Regions from separate parts of the Homo sapiens genome. Here region 2 is linked to region 1. Evidence: read pairs that join two places in POLR2A ChIA-PET (ENCODE). Cell type or tissue: PC-9. All regions are shown on one strand. Links, peaks and the distances in the headings refer to the core of each region. The heading gives the core; the rest is flanking DNA. Region 1 has its middle 17 kb from the start of CEACAM3. Region 2 overlaps RPS19 (ribosomal protein S19).

Region 1 (5,372 bases), core at 114-5,113:
AAAAGAAATTCTGAGGAACTGTACCAGTTTAAAGGAGACTGAGAGGACAAAAAATGAGATGCAGTGTGTGATCTTGGATTGGATCCTGGTCTAGAAAGAGGACATTAGTGGGGAGATAGAGGAGATTTCAATAAGGTCTGCAGATTCATTCATTGTACAATGTCAGTGATTAATGTATTTATTTTATTTTTTAAATTTAAATTAAATTAAATTTATTTTTTGAGACAAGAGTTTTGCTCTTGTTGCCCAGGCTGGAGTGTAATGGCATGATCTCGGCTCATTGCAACCTCTGCCCTCTGGGTTCAAGTGATTCTTCTGCCTCAACCTCCCAAGTAGCTGGGATTACAGGCATGCACCGCCACACCCGGCTAATTTTGTATTTTTAGTAAACGTGGTTTCTCCATGTTGGTCAGGCTGGTCTCGAACTCGCGACCTCAGGTGATCTTCCCACTTCGGCCTCCCAAAATGCCGGGATTACAGACGTGAGCCACTGCGCCCGGCCTATGTATTGATTTTAATGATTGCACTGTGGTTATCTAAAACAATATTTGGGAAAATTGAGTGAAAAGTATATGGGGACTCTATTTTTGGAACATTTTTGAAAGTGTGAAATTGTTTCAAAATGAAAAGTTTAGAAAAAGAGAAAAGCTTCTAGGTAATTCTATTAAGTTGTCAGAGTTCAGAACCACATCTCTAAGTTATCTTGCCTAACACTATTGTAACCAAGTACCCCTATTTTTCTAGAGGTAGCTTAATTTTTTTAATTGTTTTAACAGAAATAATTATTTCATTTCTCCTAACCCCACATTGTTGCTGACCAATGGTTAGCATCCTGATTTGGGTCAGAACCATCGTAGGAGCAAAAGCTGCTTATAACATTGGCCCTGCTTGCAGGGATAGGCATATCCCTCTGGTGTGGAGCTTCCTGATATTACAACCTGTTTATAAAAATACAAGGCACGCTTTCCCAGAGACCTTCTAGACCTCAGACCACAATGCTCCAACCAATATAATCTATAAGTCCGGGTACTCATAAATATTTCCAACTCCAGGTAGATCAGTTTCATTCTAATGCTCACTGACTATGCGCCCTTTCAGCAAAAAGTACTCAGAACAAATATGGCACCCAGATCCCATAAAGATAAAAATAAAGCTTGGCAGTGGAAAATGGTAACTGAGTACCCCCATTTTTCTAGAGGTGGTTTAATTATTTTTTCCTCCCTCTGTCTCCTGTCTCATTTCCCTGGCTACCCGTTTCCTACCCTTAGCCCTTCAGAAATGCATATATAACCTTCCACCTCCCCCATCACCAGACATTCCCTACAGGGCAAGTTCCTCTAGCTGTGTGCTCCGTGATGAATCTCTCAAGAGTTGACAGTTCATTAGCGGACCAAAGAATACCTGCCATGGAACTTTCACCTCCAGAGGGTTGCCTCAGAGCTTCCATCCTGGGTCACCTCAGAACTTACACCCACTAGGGGAACATGTCAGAAGCATGCCCACGTGGCCATTTTTACAACTTACTTCTGTCCAGGAAGGCACCATCTCAACTGCCCGGTAGATAATTGCCCAGTAGCAGGGGGACGCTTGTTCTTGCTCATTTTCTCTTTTACCTTCTAAAAAAATGCCTGCTTTCTGCTCCAAAGGTGGAGCAGCACATTTAAAGGCAGAATGCTTTGTGCCCCTTCCTCCAAGCTAGCTTTAGAATAAATTCACTTTTTTTTTTGTATCGGACCTCACTCATGTTGATGGGACTCTACATGCAGCATGCGACTAACCTGGTTTTCGTTACACTGGTTTTTGGTTACACTGTCAGAGTAATCTTCCTGGAAATGCTGTTTGTCATGTTACTGAGCTTCTCAAAGCTTTCCAGTGACTCCTATCATCCATAGAATGAAGTTTCAATTCCTTAGGCTGCCATTCAAAGGCCCCATAACACAGCCCCAGTCTACTCCCTTGGTTTGTGTAGAAAGACTTGATCCCCATTTTATGTTTTCATGTCTGAACTTATTCTAATTCTTTCACTCCTTTCCACAATACCTTTGACTGTCTTCTCAGCCTCCTGAGCTGTTCTTTGTCCTAAGGCTCATTTCAGACCCTGACTCTTCATTGAAGACTGTATGGTTATTTCTGTTAGAAGCAGTCATCCTGTCTTTCTTTGAGTTCGTGTAGGCTCAATCGCTCTGCAGTGAAACATGACCTTTAGATTCAGAAATATGTGAGTCGGAATCCTGGTTCCACCTTTGACCAATTCTGAGATAAAGGACAAGTTAATTGATGTCTTGGGATAGGGGGATAATAGTGCCTACTTAAAGCGTCATTTGGGGCATTAGATAAGGTGGACATATAAAGGTCCCCAGCACATAGCAGGTTCCTTCCCCATCACTTTTGTAGCTCAGTGCTCCCCAAAGCTACTGTGGGTTGTGCAGAGGCTCTTATCAAAATTTTCTGGAGAGCCTTTAAAAAATATTTATGCCTGGTCATCATTAAAATGAGAGACACTCTTGAACTGAATTGAATGCTTGGGGCTTTAAGGAGTTCAACTGAGATTTTTTTTTCCCCTGGAAAACAACTCAGTAAATATGTGATCTATGGACAGAGGAATGTAACCCAATAGGGGGAGAAGGAAGGGTCAATGGGTTTCTAAATAGGAAAAAGCTGTGATGCCTTCCACACCCATCCCTTTGACCTCAGTGGAACAGCATCGAGGAAGTATGGCTCTTTTTTTTTTTTTTTTTTTTTTTTTTGAGATGGAGTCTTGCTTTGTCGCCCAGACTGGAGTGCAGTGGCGTGATCTCGGCTCATGCTAGCTCCGCCTCCGGGGTTCACGCCATTCTCCTGCCTCAGCCTGTCGAGTATCTGGGACTACAGGTGCCCGCCACCACGCCTGGCTAATTTTTCGTATTTTTAGTAGAGACGGGGTTTCTTCGTGTTAGCCAGGATGGTCTCGATCTCCTGACCTCGTGATCCACCCGCCTTGGCCTCTCAAAGTGCCTGGATTACAGGCATGAGCCACCGCACCCAGCCCCTTGACTCTTAAAATTATGTAAAGGAAAGTAAAAATCTCAGGACTGTCAAACTCATTACACCAAAGTGATAGTTCAGTCTGGAGGCTGAGTCATGTGACTCCACCATCTTTTCCCCAGATGAACAACTGTTATTATACAACCTGTGTCAAAGCATTGTACATTAGCCAGACCCCCACAGGAAGGCAAAAAGACCTCGGACATCTCTGGGTGACTGTCCTCACAAATTATTCTTTACTGGCCTTGGAACTTTTCAAGATGTATATCCTCCCATAAAACAAGGACAAAGCGGCCGGGCGTGGTGGCTCACACCTGTAATCCTAGCACTTTGGGAGGCCGAGACGGGCGGATCACGAGGTCAGAAGATCGAGACCATCCTGGCTAACATGGTGAAACCCCGTCTCTACTAAAAAAATTAGCCGGGTGTAGTCGCGGGCGTCTGTAGTCCCAGCTACTTGGGAGGCTGAGGCAGGAGAATGGCGTGAACCTGGGAGACGGAGCTTGCAGTGAGCCGAGATCGTGCCACTGCACTCCAGCCTGGGCGACTGAGCGAGACTCTGTCTCAAAAAAAAACAAGGACAAAGCAATTGTAACAATAGGTGTATAAGCTAAATCTAGCTTCTAAAACTAAAGCCTGTTAGATGTCACAATGATAATGCTTGTATTTCCAAGTACAGAAGAAAGACTAGATGAGACCAATTATTCTTCCCTCTACTTGTCTCTTCCTATCTCCCTTCTCCACTTTAAGCAGATGTATAAGTATCAGGCCTCCTGAAAACCTCTTCAAAGATGAGAAACGCTATGGAGCATTTCTATGACTTATGTTTTTCCAGGGCGTGCCCTCAAGCTTTGGTTTAATAAACCTCAATGGACTCAGTCACTTGCCCCAGTCACTCATTTTGGTTAACATTTTGGTGACCATGAAGGAACCCTCTGAGTGGAGCTTAGCTCTTTAGGCCTGCAGCGATTCTCCTGTTTACGCTTGGTACCAACTATCAAGCTTTAGCTTTGACTGATTTTGTGACTTTCTGAGGATCAGATGCTATTCCTTCTTGAGGTCACTGCTCTCCCCAGTTGATTGTTTGAGATCTGAGTTTTGTTTTGCCATAAAATTCCTTTACTCTTGGAGTTTTGCTCACTTCCTATAAGGAAGGTGAGTTTTCTTCTCCTGTGCCAATGGAGAGCAGCCTTCAGCTTGGTCCCCTCCCAGGTAAGGAGCTGGGTTGGGATTTTGTTTTAGAATTTGATAGCTGCAGATTAAGGTTTATTGCTAGTTGGCTCTAACCTCTCTATTTTTTTTTTTTTTTTTTGAGATGGAGTCTCACTCTGTGGCCCAGGTTGGAGTGCAGTGGCGCGATCTCGGCTCACTGCAACCTCTGCCTCCCGGGCTCACGCCATTCTCCTGCCTCAGCCTCCCGGGTAGCTGGGACTACAGGCTCCCACCACCACGCCTGGCTAATTTTTTGTGTTTTTAGTAGAGGCGGAGTTTCACCGTGTTAGCCAGAATGGTCTCGATCTCCTGACCTCGTGATCCGCCAGCCTCGGCCTCCCAAAGTGCTGGGATTACAGGTGTGAGCCACTGCGCCCGGCCGGCTCTAACCTCTCTTTATGCTTAGAGTGTTCAACAGTACGTAATTTGTGCAATCACTTGTTGTGTTTTTGATTTTTGTCATTCTTCCTTTGGATTTGACCAACTCTTGACCCCGCGTAGTGTCCAAAACACCTTCCAACTTGGTCAAATCCAGCAGGAGCTCTACATTATGGTGAACCGTCCTCAAAATTGGCGAAAACACCCGCAACTGCAGGACACCAAGTTAAACCTCTAGAAACATGTGTCAGTTGAAGGAAATAAGATGTTTAACCCAAAATGTATTTTCTGACCTATTTTGAGATGTCTGTTGGAGGGCCAGCAAGCAGAAGTGGCCCTGCAAAGCTGTCTTTCATGAGAAAATTGGCATCTGTAGAGAATCCCTATTAATACAGGCAGACTTTCTCTTGTCTGGATCCAGGAAAAATGAACTGAGCTTGATACCTTAAAGATCTGAAATAAATATTTACCATCTACTCTCTCTGGGAGCTGCTACCTGTGAAGTTTCATCTACATAACAAGACCATCTTTGTTAGCCGAGCCTCCTCCTTTCTCCCTCCCATAACCTGTCTTGCTACTAAAACCTGATGTACAACCATAACCTGTTTTTGGCCATGACGGAATCCAGGAAGATGATCAGCTAGCAAAAGGGTAAGAATTTATTTCCAGTGAGGCTCCTGGCTTCTCTTTCTCTGTGCAATCTGGTCAAGCAGACAATAAAAATCACCATTTCCTCTGGAAAATTTTGGTTAATGACA
Region 2 (5,372 bases), core at 64-5,063, 85 kb before region 1:
CCCAGCTACCTGGGAGGCTGAGGCAGGGCAGGAGAATCACTTGAACCTGGGAGGCAGAGGTTGCAGTTAGCCAAGATCATGCCACTGCACTCCAGACTGGGTGACAGAGTGAGACTCTGTCTCAAAAGTAAAACATCTACATAGGATATATGCAAATATTATACTTTTTTTTTTTTTTGGAGACAGGGCATCATTCTGTCACCCAGGCTGGAGTGCAGTGGTAACAGCTCACTGCAGCTTTGACCTCCTGAATAGTTGGGACTACAGGTGCAAGCCACCACGCCCAGATAATTTCTGAAGAGACCCGGTTTTGCCATGTTGCTCTGGCTGAACTCCTGGAGTGAAGTGAACCACCCATCTTGGCCTCCCAAAGTGCTGGGATTACAGGTGTGTGCCACTGTGCTGGCCCCGATATTTTTTTTTTCTGAGATGGAGTCTCTCGCTCTGTCGCCCAGGCTGGAGTGCAGTGGCGCAATCTCGGTTCACTGCAAGCTCTGCCTTCCGGGTTCACTCCATTCTCCTGCCTCAGCCTCCAGAGTAGCTGGGACTACAGGGGCCCGCCACCACGCCTGGCTAATTTTTTTGTATTTTTAGTAGAGACGGGGTTTCACCGTGTTAGCGAGGATGGTCTCAATCTCCTGACCTCGTAATCCACCTGCCTTGGCCTCCCAAAGTGCTGGGATTACAGGGTTGAGCCACCGCACCCGGCCCCTGGCCCCGATATTACACCATTTTATAGTAAGGGTGAGCATCTGTGGACTTGGGTATTGGGGTTCATCCTGGAACCAATCCTCAGCTGATACTATACAACCATGCTCTGCTGGGGGCCAAGAGCACAGCCCTGCTGTTGGCTCACTACCTCTGGCATCTGCTCACTTTAAAATCCCCACCTCACTCCAGGCCCTACCCCCTACGCCACTGCCTGGTAATAAGTGCCCATAACCAGGACCAATAGACAGACTCACCTGGCGTAAGCCACCCCCCACAATCCTGCCAGAGAGTGACATCACTGGAAACCTCCACCCTTTCAGACCAGCTCAAATACCCAGCAGCTGCTGCCATCCCTCTGGGCCCTGTAGCTGGTTGTGCCCTGGGGCTCTGGGTGGAGACCTGCTCTCCCATTTGAACTACAGTACCCAGGACTGGGGAACGCAGAATAGCTTTTCCTGTTATCCTGCTTTATTTTTTTTTTGAGACGGAGTCTTTCTCTGTTGCCTAGGTTGGAGTGCAGTGGTGCCATCTGGGCTCACTGCTAGCTCCGCCTCCCAGGTTCAAGCAATTCTCCTGTCTCAGCCTCCCGAGTAGCTGGGACTACAGGCACACGCCACCACACCTGGCTAATGTTTTGTATTTTTAGTAGAGATGGGGTTTCACCATGCTGGCCAGGCTGGTCTCAAACTCCTGACCTCCTGATCCGCCCGCCTCGGCCTCCCAAAGTGCTGGGATTACAGGCATGAGCCACCGCGCCCGGCCTTTTTTTTTTTTTTTTTTTTTTAAAGACGGAGTCTCACTCTGTCGCCCAGGCTGGAGTGCAGTGGCGTGATCTCAGCTCACTGCAAGCTCCGCCTCCCGGGTTCATGCTATTCTCCTGCCTCAGCCTCTACAGTAACTGGGACTACAGGCGCCCGCCACCACGCCCGGCTAATTTTTTCGTATTTTTAGTAGACATGGGGTTTCACCATGTTAGCCAGGATGGTCTCGATCTCTTGACCTCATGATCCGCCCGCCTCGGCCTCCGAAAGTGCTGGGATTACAGGTGTGAGCCACCGCGCCGGGCCTCTGTTATCTTGCTTTTTAAGAATAAGGCACACACTCCTAAGCGCAGAGATGCCCAAAGCGGCTGTACACCAGAAATGGGACACTCAACCTCAGTCTTGTTGGGTTGGGACTAGCGCCCAGAGCAGTCAGACAGGAGCTTGAATCCTGACACCGTTCCTCCTCAGGAGGGACACAGGACCCACCTATCCTCCAGGTGGTTTGTGCTGCGGTACTAAAGGAGACACTTTACTTAAACCTTGAGCACAGTGACTGGTAGAGAACAAGCTCCCATAAGGCCTATTAGGTGCTTTTTTTTTTTTTTTGAGACAGTCTCACTCTGTTGCCCAGGCTGGAGTGCAGTGGCGTGATCTCAGACTCACTGCAACCTCTGCCTCCGGGGTTCAAGCAATTCTTCTGTCTCAGCCTCCCCAGTAGCTGGGACTACAGGCGCCTGCTACCACGCCTGGCTAATTTTTATTTTTAGTAGAGACGGGGTTTCACCACATTGGTCAGGATGGTCTCAAACTCTTGACCTCAGGTGATCCGCCTGCCTTGGCCTCCCAAAGGCCTATTAGGTTCTTCAATGGAGGCTTAAATTTTTCTTAAGGCTGTATAAAAACCTTTTGGCATGGAGAACCTTGGTCAGATATTACAAGCTCCTCCCTTGCTATCCCAGTTCATGCTAATTATTTTTTTCTGACCCACTAGAAGGGAGAGGAAGGGTTATTAACTTCACAAATTGGAAAATGCTAAGAGTTGAAATACCGCGTTCTATTAAAACACTGACCTTTTTCCTCACCCCCTGGAGACCAAGGTTCCAGCCCCAGCTTTTGATGTGGAGCTGCACAAATGCAGACCGCCGTAGCTGGTACTCATGAGGGCCAATTGCGAGCAAGTTGCTGTCACAAATGGGTTCTCCTCCAGTTCCTCCATGCTAGAGGCCTTCTGCTCCTCTGCTGTGTGCATTCTTGGGATGGCAACCCACTCCTCTCAGGAACCCCTGTCCAGGAATCACCCCCTACCTGGAACTGTAAAGGAGGCCACCCCTCTCCACTCTACTGTGAGTTCATGGTCAAGGGAGGGCAGCTGTGTTCCTGCTAGACCGAGAGGGAGGGTCCCTCTGGATCTGAGCACGGGGCAGACCAACCAAGCACGGCTCCTTAGGAGTCATCACAGCTCAGCAAAGTCCAGACCGGTGGTCCCATCCTGACCTACTGAGTCAAAGGCAGGGAAGAACTTCCCCAGCACACTCTAGCTGACCCTTCTCTGCCGAACTTGTAAGAAACCACTCTCCTGACCTTGATTCATCCCTTAACTCACTTCTGTGATGCCTCCCAGATCTCATTCTTTCTACTATCATAGCACAAGTGGGTGCCCAGCCCCATGCAGGAGCCAGAGATGGAGCAGCCTCCAACCTACAAGAAGTGTTTCCAGACATCCCAATTCAGCAGCTGCTCTCAGACGCACACCAGGACACCAAACTGGACTCCCACATCTCCATCTTCAGCAGGTCCTTTAAAGAATTAAGACAGCAAGAGGCTTGTCCAGCTGGGTGCGGGAGCTCATGCCTGTAATCCCAGCACTTTGGGAGGCCGAGGCGGGCGGATCACGAGGTCAAGAGATCGAGAGCATCCCAGCCAACATGGTGAAAACCCGTCTCTACTAAAAATAGAAAAATTAGCTGGGCGTGGTGGCGGGCACCTGTAGTCCCAGGTACTTGGGAGGCTGAGGTAGGAGAATTGCTTGAACCCGGCAGGCAGAGGTTGCAGTTAGCCGAGACGGCACCAGTGTACTCCAGCCTGGTGACAGTGCAACTCTGTTTAAAAAAAAAAAAAAAAAAAAAAGCCTGTCCGGGGCTACACTGCACCACCCCCTTCATAAAGACCCATGGCGGCCATCCCTTGAACGTCCAGTGAGAGCAAGTCTTTGCGGGTTCTTCCTCTACCTTGCCCTGCCTCCTACACCACTGCCTTGGGACTGCTTACTCCTACAGCTCTGCTCCATTTCCAGACCACCCTCAAGAGGGCCCCATCTTCTACCATGGGCCTCTTTACCCCCAAACCCCAGGATTAAGACCTGTCTACCTCACACTCATTCCTATAGGTCTCCACAATTTGGCCCTGCTCAGCAAGGGCGCTGCTTTAGCACACTTTAGCCTCAAATCTGAGGAGGCAAAATAGGCCAGACTCTTATGAGTAGAAAAAAGGGAATATAGCAGGGAACCTAGTTTTGGACAGAGCCACCCTGCCAAGCCCTCCCAGGGTAACTTGCAGCAAGTCCCTTCGCCCGTCTGCACCACAGCTTCCTCTTTGGTAAAACAAGATCACTCCCATGATCAGTATAAGCTGACTGCCAAACTGGGTGGAACATGTTAAACTCTAGAATAGAGGCTGGTCAACTTTGCCTGTAATCCCAGTGCTTTGGAAGGCTGAGGCGGGAGGACCGCTTGAGCTTGGGAGTTCAACATAGTGAGACTCCATCTCTACAAATAAAAAAAATTAGCTAGGCATGGTGACTGATAGGCACCTGTAGTCCCAGCTACTTAGGAGGGTGGGGCAGGAGGATCACTTGAGCCCAAGAAGCTGCAGTGAGCTATAATTGTGCCACTGCACTCCAACCTGGGTGACAGGCCTAGACCCTGTCCCTGAAAATAAATAATAAAGGGTCAGGTAGGAAATATTTCAGGCTTTGTAGGCTACAGCTTCTGCCACAACTACAACTCTGCCCTTGTGCATGTAGATACACAGGGGTGGCTATAACCCAACAAAAATATACACAACAGGCCTCTGGTCTACCACACAACCATCCTATGCCGCTAGGACAGCTGGGCAAGTGAGGTGAAAAAGAGGCCTTTGGGGTACTCCAAGTGATGGAGATCAGTAGGCAGGCAGAAGATGCACATCCTGCTTGAGGTTTCCAGGCAGGGCCACTGTGGGCTGCAAGGGACCACAGCAGCTCTACCATGACCAGCAGATGCAACTAGGTTTATTATCCAAGGTCTTAATGCCATCTCTTGTTAATCCCTCCCCATGTTAAAAAAAAAAAAAAAAATGTACAAGACACATACAGTCCTACTTTGGAGGTATTTGGTATGTGCAGAACGTGTCTTCACCCCAGCAAATGAGAAAGGCTAATCCCAGATCCAAAGCTGCTCTGACCAACTGACCCTTGAGGCACTGCCAAAGCAAGATGGGGGGACAGGTGGAGGAGATATGTAACTTCCAGGGCTTGTCACTGCTGTGCGCCCAGGGAAGTCAGCTTCTCTTCATCCGCCCCATTTTCTGTCTAAAACAAACGGTGGGTAGGTGGTATGCCAGCAACCCGACCCACCTCAGCAAGTTCATCTTTCAGTCCTCAGAGGCCGCGGCTGAGTTATGCTGGTCCTCTGTGCTCACTCCATGGCCTGAAAGAGTGGGCCCCAATAGACATTTGAGGCACAAGTGTACCACAAATCTACAAAATGCTTCATATTCTGAAGGGCCAAGCAACCTGTACCAAGGCCAACTCTTTTCCGGGTCATGGAGGAGTTTTGCCGATTTCCAAACCCTGCTTCCCACCTACTTCTTATCTGGAGACAAGTTGTGGTCAGGATGGAGTCCCCACTTCACAGAGAG

The links. Peaks named below come from ENCODE experiments on the same cell type or tissue, not always from the same donor. Only the 100,000 strongest peaks of a DNase experiment are listed, where the experiment ranks them.
Region 2: POLR2A ChIA-PET joins it to region 1 with 7 read pairs; 3 of 35 experiments call an interaction of 5 or more read pairs at or near these places.

What each region holds. Positions count from the first base shown.
Region 1 is chr19:41,776,715-41,782,086 of GRCh38, reverse strand. No RefSeq gene overlaps it. Among named protein-coding and RNA genes, the nearest start is that of CEACAM3, 17 kb to the left of the region's middle. RefSeq lists an enhancer at 2,837-3,338. In PC-9, for the core only: no CTCF peak of the experiment used is centred there; DNase peaks (open chromatin) are centred at 2,226 and 2,646; H3K4me3 peaks cover 1,171 bases; H3K27ac peaks cover 4,911 bases.
Region 2 is chr19:41,862,073-41,867,444 of GRCh38, reverse strand. All of the region lies in intron 3 of RPS19 (ribosomal protein S19), which reads right to left. Among named protein-coding and RNA genes, the nearest start is that of RPS19, 4.5 kb to the right of the region's middle. RefSeq lists a silencer at 943-1,002. In PC-9, for the core only: no CTCF peak of the experiment used is centred there; no DNase peak of the experiment used is centred there; H3K4me3 peaks cover 19 bases; H3K27ac peaks cover 2,787 bases.